6 separate regions of the Homo sapiens genome follow, and regions 2, 3, 4, 5 and 6 are each linked to region 1. The links are chromatin contacts, found by Hi-C or POLR2A ChIA-PET in ENCODE. All regions are on one chromosome and are shown on one strand. Each heading gives the region's core, a stretch centred on a gene start or an enhancer-like site at or near the end of the contact. The rest is flanking DNA. Distances are from core to core; before and after follow the strand shown.

What was found. A loop is a pair of places that touch in the nucleus more often than their neighbours do. ChIA-PET counts read pairs that join two places held with the same protein, here RNA polymerase II (POLR2A). Pooled maps may share reads with other maps.
Region 2: a pooled map shows a loop between it and region 1 (4-fold over the local background). The contact joins the enhancer-like site here to the promoter of GFPT1 in region 1. A Hi-C loop is called at or near these places in 1 of 37 single-sample maps with no recorded cell type and 2 of 50 pooled maps.
Region 3: a map with no recorded cell type shows a loop between it and region 1 (9-fold over the local background). The contact joins the promoter of PCBP1-AS1 here to the promoter of GFPT1 in region 1. A Hi-C loop is called at or near these places in 4 of 37 single-sample maps with no recorded cell type and 10 of 50 pooled maps.
Region 4: a pooled map shows a loop between it and region 1 (3-fold over the local background). The contact joins the enhancer-like site here to the promoter of GFPT1 in region 1. A Hi-C loop is called at or near these places in 2 of 50 pooled maps. POLR2A ChIA-PET finds 5 or more read pairs at or near these places in 5 of 52 experiments (GM10248, K562, PC-9 and 2 more).
Region 5: a loop to region 1 is called in a pooled map, with 11 times the contacts of the local background. The contact joins the enhancer-like site here to the promoter of GFPT1 in region 1. A Hi-C loop is called at or near these places in 1 of 37 single-sample maps with no recorded cell type and 11 of 50 pooled maps. POLR2A ChIA-PET finds 5 or more read pairs at or near these places in 2 of 52 experiments (GM10248 and activated T-cell).
Region 6: a loop to region 1 is called in a map of CD4-positive, alpha-beta memory T cell, with 7 times the contacts of the local background. The contact joins the promoter of C2orf42 here to the promoter of GFPT1 in region 1. A Hi-C loop is called at or near these places in 1 of 168 maps with a recorded cell type or tissue (CD4-positive, alpha-beta memory T cell), 2 of 37 single-sample maps with no recorded cell type and 12 of 50 pooled maps. POLR2A ChIA-PET finds 5 or more read pairs at or near these places in 1 of 52 experiments (BJ).

Annotation. Positions count from the first base shown.
Region 1 is chr2:69,385,049-69,388,575 of GRCh38, forward strand. GFPT1 (glutamine--fructose-6-phosphate transaminase 1) reads right to left here and starts at 2,179. Exons shown (of 20, transcript NM_001244710.2): 1 at 2,017-2,179. The coding sequence starts at 2,023. RefSeq lists silencers at 1,759-2,428, 2,489-2,598 and an enhancer at 1,971-2,530.
Region 2 is chr2:70,069,629-70,073,040 of GRCh38, forward strand. All of the region lies in intron 4 of PCBP1-AS1 (PCBP1 antisense RNA 1), which reads right to left. It also overlaps a transcript of ASPRV1 not described here. Among named protein-coding and RNA genes, the nearest start is that of PCBP1-AS1, 16 kb to the right of the region's middle. RefSeq lists enhancers at 1,229-1,523, 1,461-1,530. Within about 2 kb of position 1,368, at least 33 of the 41 ENCODE cell types and tissues checked have a DNase peak (open chromatin) inside an H3K27ac peak, as active enhancers do.
Region 3 is chr2:70,085,646-70,089,246 of GRCh38, forward strand. It overlaps PCBP1-AS1 (PCBP1 antisense RNA 1), which reads right to left and starts at 1,370. Exons shown (of 11, transcript NR_033872.1): 1 at 1,333-1,370. PCBP1 (poly(rC) binding protein 1) reads left to right here and starts at 1,832. Exons shown (of 1, transcript NM_006196.4): 1 at 1,832-3,558. The coding sequence starts at 2,099. The coding sequence ends at 3,169. It also overlaps a transcript of ASPRV1 not described here. RefSeq lists enhancers at 429-568, 709-798, 839-1,048, 2,254-2,898, 2,970-3,136 and silencers at 1,259-1,408, 1,859-1,918.
Region 4 is chr2:70,120,140-70,123,372 of GRCh38, forward strand. No RefSeq gene overlaps it. Among named protein-coding and RNA genes, the nearest start is that of LINC01816, 3.6 kb to the right of the region's middle. RefSeq lists enhancers at 945-1,044, 2,860-3,233. Within about 2 kb of position 1,617, at least 5 of the 41 ENCODE cell types and tissues checked have a DNase peak (open chromatin) inside an H3K27ac peak, as active enhancers do.
Region 5 is chr2:70,139,533-70,143,004 of GRCh38, forward strand. No RefSeq gene overlaps it. Among named protein-coding and RNA genes, the nearest start is that of LINC01816, 16 kb to the left of the region's middle. RefSeq lists enhancers at 1,447-1,986, 3,207-3,472 and silencers at 1,625-1,919, 2,407-3,116. Within about 2 kb of position 1,684, at least 40 of the 41 ENCODE cell types and tissues checked have a DNase peak (open chromatin) inside an H3K27ac peak, as active enhancers do.
Region 6 is chr2:70,189,711-70,192,923 of GRCh38, forward strand. It overlaps C2orf42 (chromosome 2 open reading frame 42), which reads right to left and starts at 1,309. Exons shown (of 10, transcript NM_017880.3): 1 at 1,263-1,309. RefSeq lists enhancers at 708-817, 908-957, 1,171-1,756, 1,548-1,607, 1,628-1,717.

The sequences.
Region 1 (3,527 bases), core at 929-3,428:
GGACCTCAGAAATGCCTCAAATATTCACTTTTTATTTCTTCAATACCTGTTTCCTCAGCCGTAAAACTCTATGGAATGGAGACACAAACTATGTGAAAACTCCCAACATTTAGTCTCCACCCTAAAGGTATCTCCCTTATCTGAACCTGATTTCCATATCTGATTTATTTATTTATATTTATTTATCATTTTTGAGATGGAGTTTTGCTCTTTTTTACCCAGGCTGGATTACAATGGCGCGATCCCGGCTCACTGCAACCTCCACCTCCTGGGTTCAAGCAATTCTCCTGCCTCAGCCTCCCGAGTAGCTGGGATTACAGGCGCGTACCACCACGCCCAGCTAATTTTGTATTTTTAGTAGACATGGAGTTTCACCACGTTGGCCAGGCTAGTCTTGAACTCCTGAGCTCAGGTGATCCACCTGCCTCGGCCTCCCAAAGTGCTGAGATTATAGGCGGGAGCCACCACGCCCAGCGCTGATTTATTTATTTATTTATTTTTTTTTCAGTAAGTACTTTGACTACGTTTTTTTCTTGGAACATGATGAAATGACCTGCAACCAGAATGTTGAGTACTTGATGAGGCACACCCCTCATCATTCAGGAACAGTTAACTACCAAATGAAGCACACTGGAGATTGACCAGTTTGCAAATTCACTACTTCACAGCTCCAAACTAAATGCAAAACCATTCTACTAAGTAGACACTGCAAAAGTCTGATTCTGAAGTCAGCTCTACTCTAATAATTTCAGTAAGCTATTTATAGGTGTTTCTGTTTTTATGTGGGTTTTTTTTTAATCTACTCTAAATTTAAACCTGCTCCTCATTTTCAGAAGCTGAAATGAGCATAAAGTTAAATACAGGAAATATATACACTAACGAGTACAATCCACCTCCTGTTCAGTTCCTTCGTGTAAAAGGCTGCAAATAAGAAGTCTCCCAGAGAGTTTTCAATTCTCTTACAATGGTACTTCCCTTTAAAAAAAAAAAAAAAAAGTGTACTTTCTTCCAGGGATAAAGTCGGTTGTAAATTTCAATAAGAAAGGTAAGAATACAATTATTTTTACTGGCAATAGCCAAATTAACACCAATTTTAGAAGATATCAGTCATGTCAGACACGATTCTCAAAGTCTCTTTCACTAACACTTAGGTCATAATAAACGACTCTCAAAACATGGAATAAAAGGGCCTAACCTTAATTTTTTAAGGCTCTAGGAAAGATATTTGCTCAACTTTCCATAGCTAGTATTTTTAATGGATGCACATGCAAGGGATAAATGATATTTTTCATAGTTGGTATTCTAAAGGGGTATACATCCAAGGTATAACTGATATTTTTCAGAGCTGGCATTTTTAATGGGTGCACACGCAAATGATAAATTATGTATAACCTATCGCCACAGACATTTGAAGGCCTCTTCCACCAGAGGATCAGGTCTAAGCCCATGAACCAAGTTATTGATTAGCAATGGTTTCTGTTGAGACAAGGGATGGCAGGAAGTATCACGTTTAATGGCACTACCGTGGCTCTAGCTAGGGTCTGTTTTCTATTGGGCCTCCCCAGAAACAAGTAAAATATTTTTTTAAAGATTTTTAGAAAAATGCAAGGTAAGTTCAAGAGACCTCGCCCGAGGTTCCACAGGTTTCCTCACTCACCTGGTGGGCCCTTTTGAAGGCAACCCCCTCCACACCTCAATTCCCTCAGCTCTCTCCTCCTTTTTCAATAAAGGCGTTTCTCTCCCCTTTCGGTTCCTTCTCCGCGCCAAGGCGCCCGCTAGCCCCCGGCAAAGGGGGCCCGCCTTCCTCTCAGGTGCCTTTCTCCCGGCCGCCACCCCCTCTCCCGCCCGTGGATGCCGGCCCCCGCCCCCGCAGCCACCACTGGGCGCCCCTTGCCCATCACCCAGACTTCGCACCCTCCACACTCCCGCTTCCGCCCGTCGCCTTGGGCCTTAGCGGCACCCGCACCGCACCCCAGCGCCACCCGGCAACACGCCCCCCGCTCCCGGCCCCCTTACCACACATGATGCCGGAGACACGGCCCGCGAGGCCAGGGGCGAGTGGCTGGCGGGATCGGGGGTGCACACACGAGCTTCGGTGGGCAATCTGCGGGCTCGGGGGCCGGGGTGGCGCCGACACGACTCCCTCGGGGATGCGACGGCCAAGGCAACGACAGCCTTCTCCGCCTCCCGGGCTCCGCCAGCAACCGCCGCCGGGCCCCGCCCCTCGGCGCGCAGCGCGCCGCCGCCCGTAGGCTCCATTGAACCGCTCACGCGCCGCTCACGCGCAAGTCCCGCCTCCCAGCGCTGCCCCGCCCCCCGAGCCCACGCAGGCGCTGGACTGCTGGCGGCGGCGACGTGGCAGTGGCTCGTGGCCGCGTCCGCCTGGAGTTCCTGGAGACGCCCGCCCCGGGGCGAGCCGCGGGAGGGACCGAGCCGAGAGGGAGGGAGAAACTCAGCACCTGGCAGGGAATGACGGAAAGAGAAGGATGGAATTGTTAGCAAAGCAATAGCCCGGGTGCGTGCCCCGTGCAGCCCCAGGCCCCAGGCGCCAGCACTGCACGAAGCGAGGAAAGAGGAGGAAAAAAGCAGGAAGTATGAAAAGGGAATCCTGGGGAACATAAGGCTGAAAAAAATTGCAAAGAATTAGGTTGAGGTGGGAGGAGAGAGATAACAAAATTCTTGACTGTAAAGCCCCAAAGGTCAGCCTCTCTGGTAATAAGCAATTCAATTCCTTGTGTAATATGCTTGGCCCCTAAAAGCCCTCCGCATCCGTTGCCTCCATAACCCTCAGTTTATTGTGGAGGGGTAGAGGAGGAATGTAAGGCTCAACTATCCGACTATGAGCCTGGACGTAAGAAACTGCTGGCCCACCTCCTCCCATGACCCACCTGAGACGGCTAGGAATTCCCTAGCTTTAACAGCCGCGCGTTTGACTTACGAACGATTCATTCTATGAATTAATGCGCCATGTCTGACAAGAGAGACTTGATTAGAGAGGGATGATGTTTCTGAGAATTTATTACCTGGGCATTTGCTTTAAACAGCCTTAAATGGTATCTTTAGTCAAATGTGGAGTAATCAGAACTCTATAATGGCTCTAGAGTAGAGTAGTATCAAAAACGTACATGGCACACAGAATTCCTGGAGTGCTGACTGCTGTTCATGTGTCTGGTCTTAGCCTGCTGACTGCTGTTCATGTGTCTGGTCTTAGCCGTCCTTCCAGCCCTATACACTCCCAACAGGCTCAACAGGTAGTTCCTCAACTGGGCCAAGATTCTCAAATCTTTTGCACACTTTGGTTACTCTGCATAGAATCCCCACCACGTCTCTGTTTAGATGCTACCTCTTCAGGAAAGCCTTTTTTATCCCCCCTAGACAGACTTGGAGACATGCATTAACCTCTTACTCTTTGAGCTACTCACTGTAAAGAAATATTCTTTGATATTTTATGATTTTCTGTATTTTCCCACTGGGCTGTAAGTTTCTTGAAGCTAGAACTAGATTTTACATACCCAACACTTTTAGAC
Region 2 (3,412 bases), core at 118-2,617, 680 kb after region 1:
ATGAATTTTATCTCTTCTTCCTTCTTCATCTCCCCACAAAGGCTTGGCAAAATTCCTGTCTCACTAAAAAGTTTCTAAGTTGTTCATAATGGCCCTCTCAATGGAGCAATATTCAATACACAAAAGTCTAGTTCATCAAAGGAGTCAGGTTATTTGCTTGAGGTTCATCTGTAACTAGCTATATGAGCTTGGACAAGTCACTTCACCTTTCTGAGTTCTATAAAGTAAGGAGGTTGGAAAAAAAAAGAAAGGGAAGCAATAAAACAACCTTGAACAGAAAAAAGACTTTAAGTTTTTAAGTCTAAAAGGCTCATCAAGTGCCAACAAGTGTTATTTTTAAAAGGCATACACCTCAGCCTGGCCAACACGGCGAAACCTCATCTCTACTAAAAATACAAAAATGAGCCAGGCGTGGTGGCACGCATCTGTAATCCCAGCTACTCGGGAGGCTGAAGCAGAAGAATCGCTTGAACCCAGGAGGCAGAAGTTGCAGTGAGCTGGGATCGTGCCATTGCACTCCAGACTGGGTAACATGAGCAAGACTCCATCTCAAAAAAAAAAAAAAAAAAAAAAAAGACATACCAGAAGCATACCACAGGAAACTCTAAGCATAAATAAAAATTCACAAACTTCCAGAACAAGAGAACAGATTATTACTTACAAGGAAAAAAAATCCCATTGGACTTCTCATCTGTATCACCAGAAACTCAAAACACTGGAAAGCTACTTAGACTTTGTCGAGACTAGGACTAGTATTCCAAGAATTCTAAACCTAACCACAATATCATTCATACACGAAGGTTAAAAAGAAATTGGACATAAAAAGACTTTGAAAGTACCACTCATGCCCCCCTTCTAAGAAAATCACTCAAAGAAATGTCCTACTTGGCTGGAAGTGGTGGCTCACGCCTGTAATCCCACCACTTTGGGAGGTCAAGGCGGGCGATCATGAGGTCAGTAGGTCGAGACCAGCCTAACAGTGCAAAATCCTGTCTCTACTAAAAAAATAAAATACAAAAATTAGCTGGGCACAGTGGCGCACGCCTGTAGGAGGCTGAGGCAGGAGAATCGCTTGAACCCGGGAGGCGGAGGCTGCAGTGAGCCGAGATTGTGCCATTGCACTCCAGCCTGGGTGACAGAGTGAGACTCCGTATCAAAAAAAAAAAAAAAAAAAAAAAAAGGAAATGTCCCAGGCAATTAACATTTAACTGTAACAAAGCCAGGAAAGACAAACTATATAAAAAACATGTTTCCCCTCCCCAACAAAAACCTTTTAATGAGTTTGGACCAGATGACTTCGAATGGCCTTTCCAAGTATAAACAGAAACTGCCCTGTACACCACAGTCCCTGGCAGTCTGGGTTTGTGAGTTGTTCATCACCTAGTGGCCTGATGAAGTAAATGCAGTTTGTCAAGTGCCCGGATAAACTTCCAGCCATTTTGTGAGCTCTGATGGCGTATGCAGCAGGGCAGCAGCCTGACCTCCTAATGATTACAAGAGTAGGAGACTGCAAACCCTCCAAACTCACAGACAATTGTAAAGACTTAGCTCACCATCAATTCATTCTTCAAGGAGGAAAGGAAAGCATACTCACCTTGTAACTAAATAATCCTAAGTGAAGCACAGATTTGTCAGACTGCATTTACAAAGTAGGGAGAAGTAGAAATTGTTTCTGTGCAGAATGATCTGAACTGAAAGCAAGTTTAGGTATTAGGATAAACTGCAAATATGTCTTACACATAGGAAGACTGTCTTCAAAGGTTCATGAGTTTGCATGTGGAAGATGTATTACATTTATTCTGTATAGTTCCGGGGTACTGGTCTAAAATTAGGCCGGGCACAGTGCCTCACGCCTGTAATCCCAGCACTTTGGGAGGCTGAGGTGGGAGGATCACCTGAGGTCAGGAGTTCCAGACCAGCTTGGCCAACATGGTGAAACCCCATCTCTACTAAAAATATAAAAATTAGCCAGGCGTAGTGGCACACACCTGTAATCCCAGCTACTCAGGAGGCCAAGGCAGAAGAATCACTTGAACCCAGGAGGTGGAGGTTGCAGTGAGCCGATATCGTGCCACTGCACTCCAGCCTGGGTGACAGAGTGGGACTCCGTCTCAAATATAAATAAATAAAAACAAAAATTAAATTAATGAGAAGTCTCAATTAGATTTCAATTCAAAACAAGAAATAATTTTCAGCAGGGCACAGTGGCTCATGCCTGTAATCCCAGCACTTTGGGAGGCCAAGGCGGGAGGACTGATTGAGGTCAGGAGTCCAAGACCAACCCAGGCAACATAGCGAGACCCAGTCTCTACAAAAATTTTTCTTTCTTTTTTTTTTTTATGAGAAAGAGTCTCGCTCTATTGCCCAGGCTGGAGTGCAGTGGCACGATCTCAGCTCACTGCTACCTCTGCCTCCTGGGTTCAAGCAATTCTCATGCCTCAGCCTCCCGAGTAGGTAGGATCACAGATGTGAACCACCATGCCCAGCTAACTTTTGTATTTTTAGTAGAGATGGGGTTTCGCCACATTGGCCAGTCTGGTCTCAAACTCCTGGCCTCAAGTGATCCACCCACCTCGGCCTCCCAAAGTGCTGGGATTACAGGTGTGAGCCACTGCACCCAGCCTCTACAGAAAATTTTTAGAATTAGCCTGGTGTGGTGGCACACAGTAGTCCCAGCTACTCAGAAGACTGAGGCAGGGGGATCACTTGAGCCCAGGAGTTCAAGGCTACAGTAAGCTATGATCACACCACTGCACTCTAGCCTGGGTGACAAAGCAAGACCCTATCTCTTAAAAATAAAAAAAGGCCAGGTGGCTGGGCGCAGTGGCTCACGCCTGTAATCCCAGCACTTTGGGAGGCCGAGGCGGGAGGATCACTTGAGGTCAGGAGTTTGAGACCAGCCTAGCCAACATGATGAAACCTGTCTCTACTAAAAATAAAAAAATTAGCCAGGCATGATGGTGAGTGCCTGTACTCCCAGCTACTGGGGAGGCTGAGGCAGGAGAATCACTTGAACTCAGGAGGCAGAGGTTGCAGTAAGCCAATATTGTGCCACTGCACTCTGTCCTGGGCGACAGAGCAAGATTTCGTCTCAAAAATAAAATGAAATAAAATAAAATAAAAACAAAAATAATAATTTTTTGCAGGGCATGGTGGCTCATGCCTGTAATCCCAGCACTTCAGGAGGTCAAGGCAGAAGGATCACTTGACCCCAGGAATTCGAGACCAGTCTGAACAATATAGTGAAACCTTGTCTCTATAAAAAACTAAAAAAAAAAAAAAAAAAAACAGCCGGGCATGGTGGCATGTGCCTGTAGTCCCAGCTACTCGGAGAAGGGAGAAGCTGAGGGGGAGGATCGCTTGTGCCAGGGAGGTTGAGGCTGCAGTGAGCTGTAATCCAACACTGCACTCC
Region 3 (3,601 bases), core at 120-2,619, 700 kb after region 1:
AGAGAGAGATAAGAACACCTACCTCAGAGGACCATGGTAAAAATTAAAGATAGAATACGGTGAACTGCCTTGCATCGGATGTGCTGGCACTGGCCAATGCACAATAAACGCCTGTCCCTTCTAGACTAAAAATGAACACTTAATTGTGGTAAACTATTAATAAGATTCACCGGCCAACTGTCCTATGAAAAAGTCAGAGGCACTGTAGTCTCTTCGTAGCTCTCGTTCTCTCCAGCACAACAGCCCATGCTAGGAAGTCTAGAAAAGCAGTAACTTATCTCATTCCTTAAATTAAACAGAGGTTTCTAAATGCTTTGGTACTGTGGGGACCCAAATTATCCCTTGATACTGCCCCCCTATTATCCACTATTAAGCTTTAAAAAGGCGAGAGATTAAATATTGTGCCCACATTTTACAGTCATTCGCGTTCCCGTTTCAAATTAAAGGGAGGAAAACGCGTTAAAATTAGGCCTCCGACCTTCAGACCAGCCTGTGGGCTTTTTTAAGTCATAAAACTCGCGGAGGTGGAAGGCCCCGGGGAGGAAGAGGGGTGCATTCTAGAGCTTTCGGGCCGACCCCAATTTCTCGTTGGCGACGAATGCTAACCACGTGTCGCCATTTTGTGTTCAGGAAACATGGCGGCCGCCCCAAGGGTAAGGAACAGGGGAGGCGGAGTAGCGCCACGTTAGCCGCTTTCCCTGAGAGATTGTGAAGCACGTTGCGCACGGGGCCCTTTCTGGTCTGGCTTAGCCCAAGGAGGAAGGGGAAAAGGCAGAAATCACAACTCATAGGCCAGCGTCTTGAGCGACACTTCCTCAGCGGGAAGAACCGGCAAAAAAGGCCTTCCAAGATGGCGGGCCCTGACGGGGCCGCCCCCCTTGAGCCTGGCGCAGTGGCTGCGCCCATGGGCCCGAAAAGCAGCCGCGGGAGCCCAGGCCGCGCGGGGAAAGCCGCAGAAACGTCCTGAAGCCCTGGCCGGCAGCCCCTGAACAAACGAGGCCTCCACAGGCGTACACTATTGTTTCTAATGTCGGAAAAGGGTGCCGCGGTGGAAACGACACAAGGGCAGGAGGTGGGGTTTCTGTGGCTTTAACCGAAAGAAACTTGCGAAACGCAAACAAAGCATTATGTAAATGGACGCCATTCTTTTTAGGACCACGTTTCTAGCACGCCCCACAAACAGCAGAGCCGCGATTCGGCAGGCGGCCGTGAGTGGGTTTCGGTCTTTCTGCCCACCGGCCGCCGCCGGGGAGCAGGAGCTGGGGTGGGGGATCCATGCAGGGCGCCCGGACGCCGGGGACGAAAGGGCCCCACGTGCCCGCCCGCGCGCACCCGCTCCGCAGGCCTCGCCTCGCCGCCCCTCCCCCCCGGAAGAGGGCTGCTGCCCCTCCCATCCCCCCACACCCTCGCGCACGCGCTCTGGTCACCTCACGCGCATGTTTTAAACCCGCGGCGTCCCGGCTTGTGCCTGCAGTTTCCGCCGGGGCTGCCCATGTCGTTCCGCGCACGAGCCCCTCATGTAGGGCAGGAAAATAATGTCTATCCCGCATACACAGCACTAGTATTTTCAGTCACCCGCCAGTGCCGTTAGAGTTAATAAAATACGTCATCATTTTAAAACTTTGCCGGACTCACAGCTTCCGCCCATCGTGCGCTTCATTTTCACTACTGCAGTGTCAGAAGGTTTTTTTTTTAAGGACCATGTAAGGGTTGGCGCAATCTTGTGACCTAAAAAAGACGGGTCCTCATTTTTTTTCAAGGGGTCCTGCGCAGCAAGCACTTCCGGGGTCAGAGGGTACGCGGGGTTGAAAGCGGGCTTCCCGCCCCGCCCAGACCGCCGAGGCTGCCGCCGGAGTCGCCACCGCCGCGCCCTCGCCCACCCGCCCGCCCGCCGCTCCCGGCCCCGCTCGCCCCCTCCGCCGCCGCCGCCCGCCCCTGCGACTACGCTGCGGCCTCCCGCCCGCTCCCGCTCGCTCCCGCGGCCCTCGCTCGCCTCGCGCCGGCAGTTTTGGGCCTACACCTCCCCTCCCCCCGCCAGCCGCCAAAGACTTGACCACGTAACGAGCCCAACTCCCCCGAACGCCGCCCGCCGCTCGCCATGGATGCCGGTGTGACTGAAAGTGGACTAAATGTGACTCTCACCATTCGGCTTCTTATGCACGGAAAGGAAGTAGGAAGCATCATTGGGAAGAAAGGGGAGTCGGTTAAGAGGATCCGCGAGGAGAGTGGCGCGCGGATCAACATCTCGGAGGGGAATTGTCCGGAGAGAATCATCACTCTGACCGGCCCCACCAATGCCATCTTTAAGGCTTTCGCTATGATCATCGACAAGCTGGAGGAAGATATCAACAGCTCCATGACCAACAGTACCGCGGCCAGCAGGCCCCCGGTCACCCTGAGGCTGGTGGTGCCGGCCACCCAGTGCGGCTCCCTGATTGGGAAAGGCGGGTGTAAGATCAAAGAGATCCGCGAGAGTACGGGGGCGCAGGTCCAGGTGGCGGGGGATATGCTGCCCAACTCCACCGAGCGGGCCATCACCATCGCTGGCGTGCCGCAGTCTGTCACCGAGTGTGTCAAGCAGATTTGCCTGGTCATGCTGGAGACGCTCTCCCAGTCTCCGCAAGGGAGAGTCATGACCATTCCGTACCAGCCCATGCCGGCCAGCTCCCCAGTCATCTGCGCGGGCGGCCAAGATCGGTGCAGCGACGCTGCGGGCTACCCCCATGCCACCCATGACCTGGAGGGACCACCTCTAGATGCCTACTCGATTCAAGGACAACACACCATTTCTCCGCTCGATCTGGCCAAGCTGAACCAGGTGGCAAGACAACAGTCTCACTTTGCCATGATGCACGGCGGGACCGGATTCGCCGGAATTGACTCCAGCTCTCCAGAGGTGAAAGGCTATTGGGCAAGTTTGGATGCATCTACTCAAACCACCCATGAACTCACCATTCCAAATAACTTAATTGGCTGCATAATCGGGCGCCAAGGCGCCAACATTAATGAGATCCGCCAGATGTCCGGGGCCCAGATCAAAATTGCCAACCCAGTGGAAGGCTCCTCTGGTAGGCAGGTTACTATCACTGGCTCTGCTGCCAGTATTAGTCTGGCCCAGTATCTAATCAATGCCAGGCTTTCCTCTGAGAAGGGCATGGGGTGCAGCTAGAACAGTGTAGGTTCCCTCAATAACCCCTTTCTGCTGTTCTCCCATGATCCAACTGTGTAATTTCTGGTCAGTGATTCCAGGTTTTAAATAATTTGTAAGTGTTCAGTTTCTACACAACTTTATCATCCGCTAAGAATTTAAAAATCACATTCTCTGTTCAGCTGTTAATGCTGGGATCCATATTTAGTTTTATAAGCTTTTCCCTGTTTTTAGTTTTGTTTTGGGTTTTTTGGCTCATGAATTTTATTTCTGTTTGTCGATAAGAAATGTAAGAGTGGAATGTTAATAAATTTCAGTTTAGTTCTGTAATGTCAAGAATTTAAGAATTAAAAAACGGATTGGTTAAAAAATGCTTCATATTTGAAAAAGCTGGGAATTGCTGTCTTAAACTCTTTGTTGGTGCCTTTTTTTTCCCTCCCCTTTTAGCCTGAG
Region 4 (3,233 bases), core at 367-2,866, 730 kb after region 1:
GGAGGCCAAGGTGGGTGGATCAACTGGGGTCAGGAGTTTGACATGGTGAAACCCCATCTCTACTAAAAATACAAAAATTAGCGGGGTGTGGTGGTGCACATCTGTAATCCCAGCTACTCGGGAGACTGAGGCAGGAGAATCACTTGAACCTGTGAGGCAGAGGTTGCAGCGAGCCAAGATTGCACCATTGCACTCCAGCCTGGTCAACAGAGCAAGACTCCGTCTCAAAAAAAAAAAAAAAAGAGAGAGAGAGAGAACATGGGGCCCACCTCGCCCCACGTGAACCAGATTCTCTGCAGATGGTTCATGGTATTTCTTTTCTTTTTTTTCCCTTCAAGTTATTGGTGGAGAAAGTTCATGGTATTTCCTAAACACTCCCCAGGAGACACTAATGTGCAGCCAGGGTTAAGAACCACTGCTCTAGATGGTGAGGTTATAGGAAACTTTTATTCCTTTTTTTTGTTTGAGGCAGAGTCTCGCTCTGTCGCCCAGGCTAGAGTACAATGGCGCAATCTCAGCTCACCGCAACCTCTGCCTCCCAGGTTCAAGCAATTCTCCTGCCTCAGCCTCCCAAGTAGCTGGGATTACAGGCGTGAGCCACCACATCTGGCTAATTTTGTATTTTTAGTAGAGACAGGGTTTCTCCATTTTGGTCAGGCTGGTCTCGAACTCCCGACCTCAGGTGATCCGCCCGCCTTGGCCTCCCAAAGTGCTAGGATTAAAGGCGTAAGCCACTGCACCTGGCCTGGAAACTTTTATTCTTATCTTTATTTATTTATGTTTTAATATTCTTATCTTTATTTTCCACATTTTCTACAATAAAAGTTTTAATAAGAGGAGAAAGGGGGCCGGGTGCAGTGGCTCATGCCTGTAATCCCAGCAGTTTGGGAGGCCGAGGTGGGTGGATCACGAGGTCAGGAGATGGAAACCATCCTGGCTAACATGGTGAAACCCCGTCTCTACTAAAAATACAAAAAAAATTAGCCAGGCGTGGTGGCGGGCACCTGTAGTCCCAGCTACTTGCGAGACTGAGGCAGGAGAATGGTGTGAACCCGGGAGGCAGAGCTTGCAGTGAGCCGAGATCGGGCCACTGCACTCCAGCCTGGGTGACAGTGCAAGACTCCATCTCAAAAAAAAAAAAAGAGGAGAAAGGGTATTTTAAACAAAACATCTCCCCTCCCCCATCCTGAACTATGAAATGTAAGATAATAACAATACAACTTTCTTTTAATGATCATATCTCCACTTGCCAAATACCATCCCATGACCAGCATAAATGTCACCTTCTCTCTGGAGCCCCTTGCACTTCCCCAACCACCAGTGACAGCTCATTTTTGTCCTCTCCTGTGGCCCACATGGCCCCTCTTTTTGGAACTTAGTTCTCTCTTTTTCTTTTCTTTTCTTTTTTTTTTTTTTGAGGCGGTGTCTCGCTCTGTTGCCTTGCCTGGGCTGGAGTGTAGTGGTGTGATCTCAGCTCACTACAACCTCTGCCTCCTGGGTTCAAGCAATTCTCATGCCTCAGCCTCCCAAGTAGCTGGGATTACAGGCACACACCAGCACGCTCGGCTAATTTTTGTATTTTTAAAAGTAGAGACAGGGATTTGCCATGTTGGCCAGGCTGCTCTTGAATTCCTGACCTCAAGTGATCTGCCCCCCTCGGCCTCCCAAAGTGCTGGGATTAGGCGTGAGCCACTGCACCTGGCTAGAGCTTAGTTCTCTAGTGTTGGTAGTTGGAGCCTGCTTTTTTGGAGGAGGTCTTTCCTATAAACCCACTCTGGAAACAGTGTCAAAGCAGGAAGTGAGAGGTTATGTTTGAGGTCCACAGTCCGGCTGGAAGAAGTGGTAGACAGAGGACCTTAGATTGTCAGGCCATTGGGCCACAGAATCAGGGCCTGGATCTGGGACAGTCCTTGGTCTCCCCTGAGGCTCTAGGCTCCTGGTTCACCTGTTCTGAATCCCTGTCTCTTGGGAGGCAGGGAGTGAGCTATTTGTGTAAGACTAAGGCCTTAGAATATGTCCCACGTTCTCTGGCATCAGACACCCCACTCAGGGGCCAAACAGAAAGCTGTGAAGGGTGGTGAGAAAAGTCTCTTCTTACACCTCCTCTCCACCACTATTTAGTACCTTGCTTTTTTAGCTTTCATGTTATATTATGACTGGTTTCCCATGTCATTAAATATTCTTCAGAAATTTAACTTTGATGATAACATATTATTCCCATTACCCATAACTTCATCATCCTCCAACTGTTCAAAAGTTAGATTATTTCTAGCTTTTACTATTACAGTATATTTAACATCACCTGGTAATTGATCTAAAAGGAATAATTAGGAATCAGTCCCCAAATTTGGAGATGGCAACCAAGAAGTCTTTTTCATTTTCCACAGTTTTCCCACATTTTTGTTTTTTTTTTCAAGAGATGCTCTGCAACTCAGGCTGCAGTGCAGTGGGATGATCATAATTCACTGTAACCTCAAATTCCTGGGCTCAGGCTCCCAAATAGCTAGGATTAATGGCGCATGCCACCATGCCAGGCTAATTTTATTTTTGTAGAGACGGGAGTCTTGCTATGTTGCCCAGGCTGGTTTTGAACTCCTGGGCTCAAGTGATCCTCTCGCCTCGACCTCCCTAAGTGCTAAGTGTTGGGTTTATAGAGATGAGCCACCATGCCTTCTTTTCTTTTTTTTTTTTAATTCTGTTTTGCAAAGAATATCCCTCTTGCCAGCATCTGAATAATATCTATCTTTACTATTATTTATGTGTGTAAATAGCTTTACAGTTCACAAAGCATTTTCTTATATAATGTCTCATCTAATCAACACAGCAACACTATGAAATAAGTTACTATTTCCATTTTACATTTGGGGAAATTAAGCTCAGAAAGGCCATGTGACATGTTCAAGATAACACATTTAGTGTCAGAGCTGGGACGTGGACCCGGGTCTTGGGACTCCCGAAACCATATCCTTTACCGTGGGCAAAGTGCTATGCTGAGGTCTTACCACACACATAGATGGCACTGGAAGAAGGGCAAGTATGGAACAGCACCCCAGGCAGAGTGGGCGATGCCACTGGTAAGATACAGAGAAAGTACTACACACAGTGGCGTTGCAAGGACAGAGCAGTTCCTCCCACAAAGGGCATGCAGTAGGCTTTGGGAAGAAACGTGGCCAAGTCGGGTCTTCAAAGGTGAATAGGATCTAGATATTCAGAATAAGAGGGCTTTCCACAGG
Region 5 (3,472 bases), core at 434-2,933, 750 kb after region 1:
GGGCCAGGTGCTGTGGCTCATGCCTGTAATCCTAGTGCTTTGGGAGGCTGAGGCGAGAGGATCACTCAAGGCCAAGAATTCCAGACCAGGCTGGGTAGCGTATCGAGACCCCATCTCTACAGAAAATTTTAAAAATTAGCCGGGCGCCGTGGCATGTGCTTGTTGTGGTCCTAGCTACTCAGGACGCTGAGGTGGGATGGTGGCTTGACCCCAGGAGTTTGAGGTTAACTGAGCTATAATTGTGCGACTGCACTTAGCCTGGGCAACAGAGAGGGTCCTTGATCTAAAACAAAACAAAACAAAACAAAAAACAAACAAACAAACAAAACGTGTCCCTGGGTCAATCAGGCTCAACCACTCGTTTTTGTTTTTTTTTTTCTGAGATGGAGTCCTGCTCTGTTGCTCAGGCTGGAGTGCAGTGGTGCGATCTTGGCTCACTGCAACCCCCGCCTTCCGGTTCGAGCAATCCTCCATCCTCCCACCTCAGCCTCCGGAGTAGTTGGGATTACAAGTGTGTGCCACCACACCCAGCTAATGTTTTTATTCTTAGTAAAGACAGGGTTTCACCATGTTGGCCACGCTGGTCTCAAACTTCTGACCTCAAGTGATTTGCCCACTTCAACCTACATCCACTCCTTGATCTGAAACACTGAAGCTACCTGCCTTGTTCAAAGCCAAAAAGCGTCTACCTACAAAGCCCTGGGGATTTTTTGTTTGTTTTATTTGAGACGGAGTCTCACTCGCCCAAGATGGAGGGCAATGGCGTGGTCTTGGCTCCTGACCTTGTGATCTGCCCGCCTGTTTTGAAGGACAAATGCCTGCACCCTTATTTGTTTGCTTTCTCCTGGGAATTTCTCTATCCAATCCTGCAGGCAAGTTGTTTTTTTTTTTTTGGAGACAGAGTCTCGCTCTGTTGCCAGGCTGCAGTGCAGTGGCGCAATCTCGGCTCACTGTAATCTCCGCCTCCCTGGTTCAAGCGATTCTCCTGCCTCAGCCTCCTGAATAGCTGGGACTACAGGCACGCGCCACCACGTCCAGCTGATTTTTGTATTTTCAGTAGAGACGGGGTTTCATTATGTTTGCCAGGATGGTCTCGATCTTGACCTCGTGATCCGTCTGCCTCGGCCTCCCAAAGTGCTGGGATTACAGGCATGAGACACCGTGCCCAGCGACAAGATAATTTTAAAAGGAGAGGGAACGTCTGCTTTTGTTGCCTTTCTCGTCTTTTGTGGTTCCACATACAACACAGCAGTGTCTATGGGCTGTCAATCGCAACATAATGCAAACAACACAATTGTCTCTGGGGTCCACTGAATCCAAATCACACACGCACCACACTTCTGCCTTTTGCACTGCTGACTGCCAAGTGAACAATGTTTTGTAGAAGCAGCAAGTGTGAGGAGAGGTGACTTCTGCCAGATGGTGCTAAAAAAGACCCAAGTCTGATACACAGGAGTCCTTCCATTAACCCATCCATGACCAAAGCAAAGTGTGTGTGGGGTGAGGGGTAGAAGGAATTGCCCTGTCTTTGCCCTCTGGGGCTTCTTCTGCCTCGAACACTATCCATCTGCCACCTAACCTGGTTTTGCCTTGATATAAATGGTAGCGGTGGCCAAGAGAATGGGGTGACAGAGGGGGGGAAACCCACGGTGTTACATGCTTTCACCCATACCCTCCAGGATGGCCCTGAGCGTCTCACACCCTAGGGGCCTGACCAGGTACTGACACTTTCTTGCCAAAGCCCTACAACCATCACCTCCCTACTGTGAAATGTGAGGTAAGTTGCTTAAACCGGCGGAACCAGTTTCCTCAACTACATAGAGGGATGATGATTCCCCCTAGCTCACAGGACCGCTGTGGGAATCAAATGAGATCACTCATGTGAAAAGCCTAGCACAACCCCTGACACATGACACAAGCACTTCAGGACATATTCATGTTCCTCCTTCCAGGACAGGGCCTTACACTGTCTACTCTGGTAAACCAGCCTCATATAAGCTCCTGGAGGCTGGCGTGTCCCCAGGGGTCAGGCCATCCCAGAAACGATGACTTGACCATAGTCACGTCATGAGGTGAGAGATTCCGGGAAGGGGCAGCAAGAGGAGAAAGAAGCGAAGGGCGCCCCAAGGTAATGTGTGCCCTACACAGGGCTCCTAGCCATAAGCACTTATGCAAGTGCGGGGCACAGAGAAAATTCTGGTAACACTCCTCCCCTCAATTCTGATCAGGTCCCAGGCTCAACTAATCAGTTCAGGGATGGGCCCTTTGCCACCTTTTTCCTAACCAAAGCCACTCTCAAGGGGAAACTTCTATTAACGGCCAGTAAGCAAGACACACAACGCTTTTTGTTTGAAGGACTACCCAGGCGTTAGTGCCCTTCCAGACCGGCTCTAGTGACTGGCGGGGAAGAAGGGGAAAAAGAATTAGTGTATCTGGACACAACACCCAGCATGTGCTAGGCAGAAACTAAGTGTGCGAAGCGGATCCCGATGTACAAAGGGGAAAACAGCGGCTGGGAAAGCCTGAGCCACGGGCTCCAGGCGGCCAGTCGCGGTCCTCCCGGCGCGTGCCCTCCTCCTCCCCGACCTGGCCGGAGCTGACCGGGGCGGGTGTAGGCCCGGGGGCGGGAGGGCTACTGGATCCCAGGTGGGGCGGGTGTAGGCCCGGGGACGGGAGGGCGACGGGATCCCAGGTAGGGCGGGGCCTGGCTCCGGGCGCGACGGCTCTTTGCTCGCAGCGCCGCGCCGTCTCGAGGTCGGGGTGCGGCCCGACCCCACGTGCCCCAAATCCCCCCCGCTGCCCTGTAAAACCTGCGGGCCCCGGTCCAGGCGTGGTCCCGCTCGCACGAGGGAGCGGTCGCCCAGGGTGCCGGGAAGTCGGGGACCGGCCAGCCGCCGACCGGCCGCACCCCTCCCCGCCGAGCTCGCGCGCCCGCCTCGTCAGCACCTTTCCCGCAGCGCAGCCCCACAGTGGTCACGAGGCGGGCGCGGCCCGGTCAGCCCTGGCTAGACTAGGCATCGGCACCACCCACCTCGCCCCTCCCCGTCCCGCTGGTTTCCCCTCCCCCTCCTTCCCCTCCCCCTCTCTGTTCTCCTTCCCCTCCCGATCCCCGGGCGGGCCGCAGCGCGCCACGTACCTGGCCCCGCCCCTGCGAGCCACGCAGGGAACCCCGGTGACGTCACCACCCTCCGGCGCTCTCATTCCCGCGCTCTCCAGAAAAGACGCGAAGGTGGTGACGTGTCCCGTGCGCCAGGGCGGCTGCGCAGGAGGCATTGGCAACTGAGCGTCCTGCGGCGCCGCCTGGTGGAAGCAAAGCAGCCGAGCCCCCCGGAAGCGGCGGCGCGGGCGAGTGGAGAACGTGACTTACGTCATCTGGCGGAGGCGTGGGGGCGGCTGCCGCGTGACCAGCCCCAGCCAGGCGCGGTCGGCGCGTTTCTCTTTCTCTTCTCCTACTCTCAGCGGAGCGGGTGGA
Region 6 (3,213 bases), core at 59-2,558, 800 kb after region 1:
GTCTCAAAAAAAAAAAAAAAAAAATGGCCTGAGTAGCTGGACGTGGTGGCTCACGCCTGTAATCCCAGCACTTTGGGAGGCTGAGGCGGGAGGATCACTGAGCTCAGGAGTTCAAGACCAGCCTGGGCAACATAGTGAGACCCTGTCTCTTAAAAAAAAAAAAAGATACACTGTGGAGTGAAAAAAGTGCAGCACTTTGTAATATGCTATTCTTGGTTTTACTCTTTTAAAAGAAAAAAAAAAAGACGAGAGATACACATATGTATCTATCTAGACACACACACATACAATGTCTATTGCATCAGAAGAAACGACATGGGATTTGGGAAACAGAAGTTAGGAGGGAGACTTACATCTCACTGTTTGGCAGTATTTGAATTTTAAAACATGTACTAGTATTACTTCCTAGAGACTCTATATCGAAAGCATATACAAACAATTAACACAACTTGTAAAGAACGTGGATTTGAAACCTGAAAGATCTGCTGGGTATTCTCTTCTCAGCAAGTTTACAAATCAGCCTCCTCGGCGGGAGAGTGTCAAGGGACTGGTGTTGGAAGCGTTAACCCGCGATGGGTTTCCATCCAACCACTACCCAGACCTAAATGTTTGGTGGATTCTGTTTCATGCTTGTGAGGCACAGTTAGGGGAAAAGAACAAATGATCATTACGGATAAATAATAAAACTAGCTGAGTACACTGCGTGTTAAATCCTTTCTATGCATGTACTGCCCACACGATCCTGTGAGGTAGATACTATGTTACCCATCTTAGAGATGAGGAAACTGTTACTCAGATTTGACGGAAGCGTCACAGCCAGCAGGTAACTCACAAACGTGGGTTTGTAGTCGGCTGGATGGCTTGCCAAACCACAAGTGGGAGGATGGAGCACATCAGCCCTCAACGGCCTCGGAACAGCGGAGGAAGACCGCCGGGGCCCTGCAGTCAACGGAGCGGCCGCCCGACTCCGGGACGCTCACCTCCCGGCCGGCTTCCGGGATGGGTCTGCAGCGACACACACATATCCCCTGGGACCTGCTTCCCGGCATCCTCCCCGCGCGAGCGCTCACTTCCGGTCCCAAGTAGGCCCAGGCAGAAGCATCACCTCGCCGGCAGCCGCTCCTTGGACATGCTTTCCGCTGGGAACCCGAGCTCTACACCCCTGCCCCACCGCCGCCCCGGTCCTTGCTCAGCACTACCCCCTTACCTGCCCTGCGCACCCCCCGCGAGCCCCGGGGCCCTTAGCTGACGACCGCCCTCACCTCTTCTCTCTTCGCCTGCCGCGGCCTTTTACAAACGGGGCCAAACTGTTCGCTGTAACGACAATCGTTATTGGTCAGAGCCGCCCACGCGCGGCAAGTGGCCGCCCACCTGAGCTCGCGTTGTCTTATGGGAGTTTTAGTTCTCTCCTTCAGAGACCGCTGAGACACTGGGGGAATGCGGTGGTAGAACATACGCCGACCTAGCGGCTGTAAAGCTCAGGCTCTGCCTTGGAGTTGGAGTGCTTCTGGCCTATCTTACTGGGCGCTCACCTCCAAGGCTCGTCTTGACTCCCTTCTGGCCTGAGAGAGTCCTATTTCTGAATAGACTTTTGCTGGTAATTGATGCAAAAATGACTTGAGTTGCTGGACGTGGTGGCTCACGCTTGTAATCCCAGCACTTTGGGAGGCTGAGGCGGAGGATCTCTTGAGGCTAGGAGTTCGAGACCAGCCTGAGCGACATAGCGAGACCCTGTCCTTACAAAAAATGAAAATTAAAAAAAAAATCGCCCGAGATTTTCTACATTATTAGCAGATGTCAGCTGCGAATTTGGAGTTTGTTTGGAGGTTCTTGCCCACCTGAGTATTCACCTCTATCACATGTATGTTTATGACAAGTTAACTTTTTCTCCCTTAAGTACACTTTGAACTACACTTGAACGTTTTCTCTTAAAATGAGATAAAAAAGAGCTTCCTGTATATCTTAGTTCTGGTCCTTGGAATCACGGAATAAATCTAAATGCTCATCGTTCATGATTGAAGATAGCTCCCGAGTGCAATGTGTTCATGGTGAGGCCACTGTGTTGGAAAACCCTGGAATGAGGTTTTCTGCTCTCCTGACCCTAGTCTGGCTACTTACTAGTGGTAGCAGGTTAATTTACTATTGGGAAACCTTAGTCAACTATTTATAAGAGAAGTGGAACGTTCCGGCCGGGCGTCGTGGCTCACGGCTGTAATCCCAGCACTTTGGGAGGCCGAGGCGGGCGGATCACAAGGTCAAGAGATCGAGACCATCCTGGCCAACATGGTGAAACCCTGTCTCTCTACTAATACAAAAAAAAAAAGTTAGCTGGGCGTGGTAGCGCGTGCGGGTAGTCCCAGCTACTCGGGGCACTAAGGCAGGAGAATCGCTTGAACCTGGGAGGCTGAGGTTGCAGTGAGCTGAGATCGCGCCACTGCACTCCAGCCTGGCGACAGAGCGACTCCGTCTAAAAAATAAATAAATAAAATAAAAAAAGAGAAATGGAACATTCCAGGACTAATGTTTGTAGTATTAGTTCTTAAACTGGAAAGAGAGGGAGAGGGACACAATTTTTCCAGAAGACTTTTTAGTTTTCTTTCCATTTATTATGTAAACTAAAAATAAAATCCCATGCCCCACAGCCAACTGAATGAACCCTCACCCCTTGGCCAAGGGGATGTTAAACTGAATTCTGAATTCTCCTGGGTGGAAAGGGAGGTCGGACATGCCTCCTTATACTCCCTCTTTTGGAGTTTAGGCACAACTGACCACCATTAATGTTAAAAGAGAAATTATAAGAATGGCAGAACAGACTCTCTGTAGCAATAGAATACCAAATAATAAACAAGACCAAAGGCCATGCAAGGCAAGAATTAAGCCACACCCTACAAACCATAACATCTTTTTAAATGAGTTTTTAAATTAACCCTGTATCGTGTGGCTTACTTTCCAGCCTGAATCAGGTATAGCACCACATGATAAAAAGCAGATGCCCCACCCTTATAATGTAAGCATTCCTTTGTACTGACTTCGAGTCCTTAGACAAAGCTTAACTCTATTTTTTTTTTTTTTTTTTTTTTTTTGAGAAGGAGTCTCCCTCTGTTGCCCAAGCTGGAGTGCAGTGGCATGATCTCAGCTCACTACAACCTCCGCCTCTGGGATTCAAGTGATTCTCCCACCTGAGCCTCCCGCGTAGCTGAGATTACAGGTGCA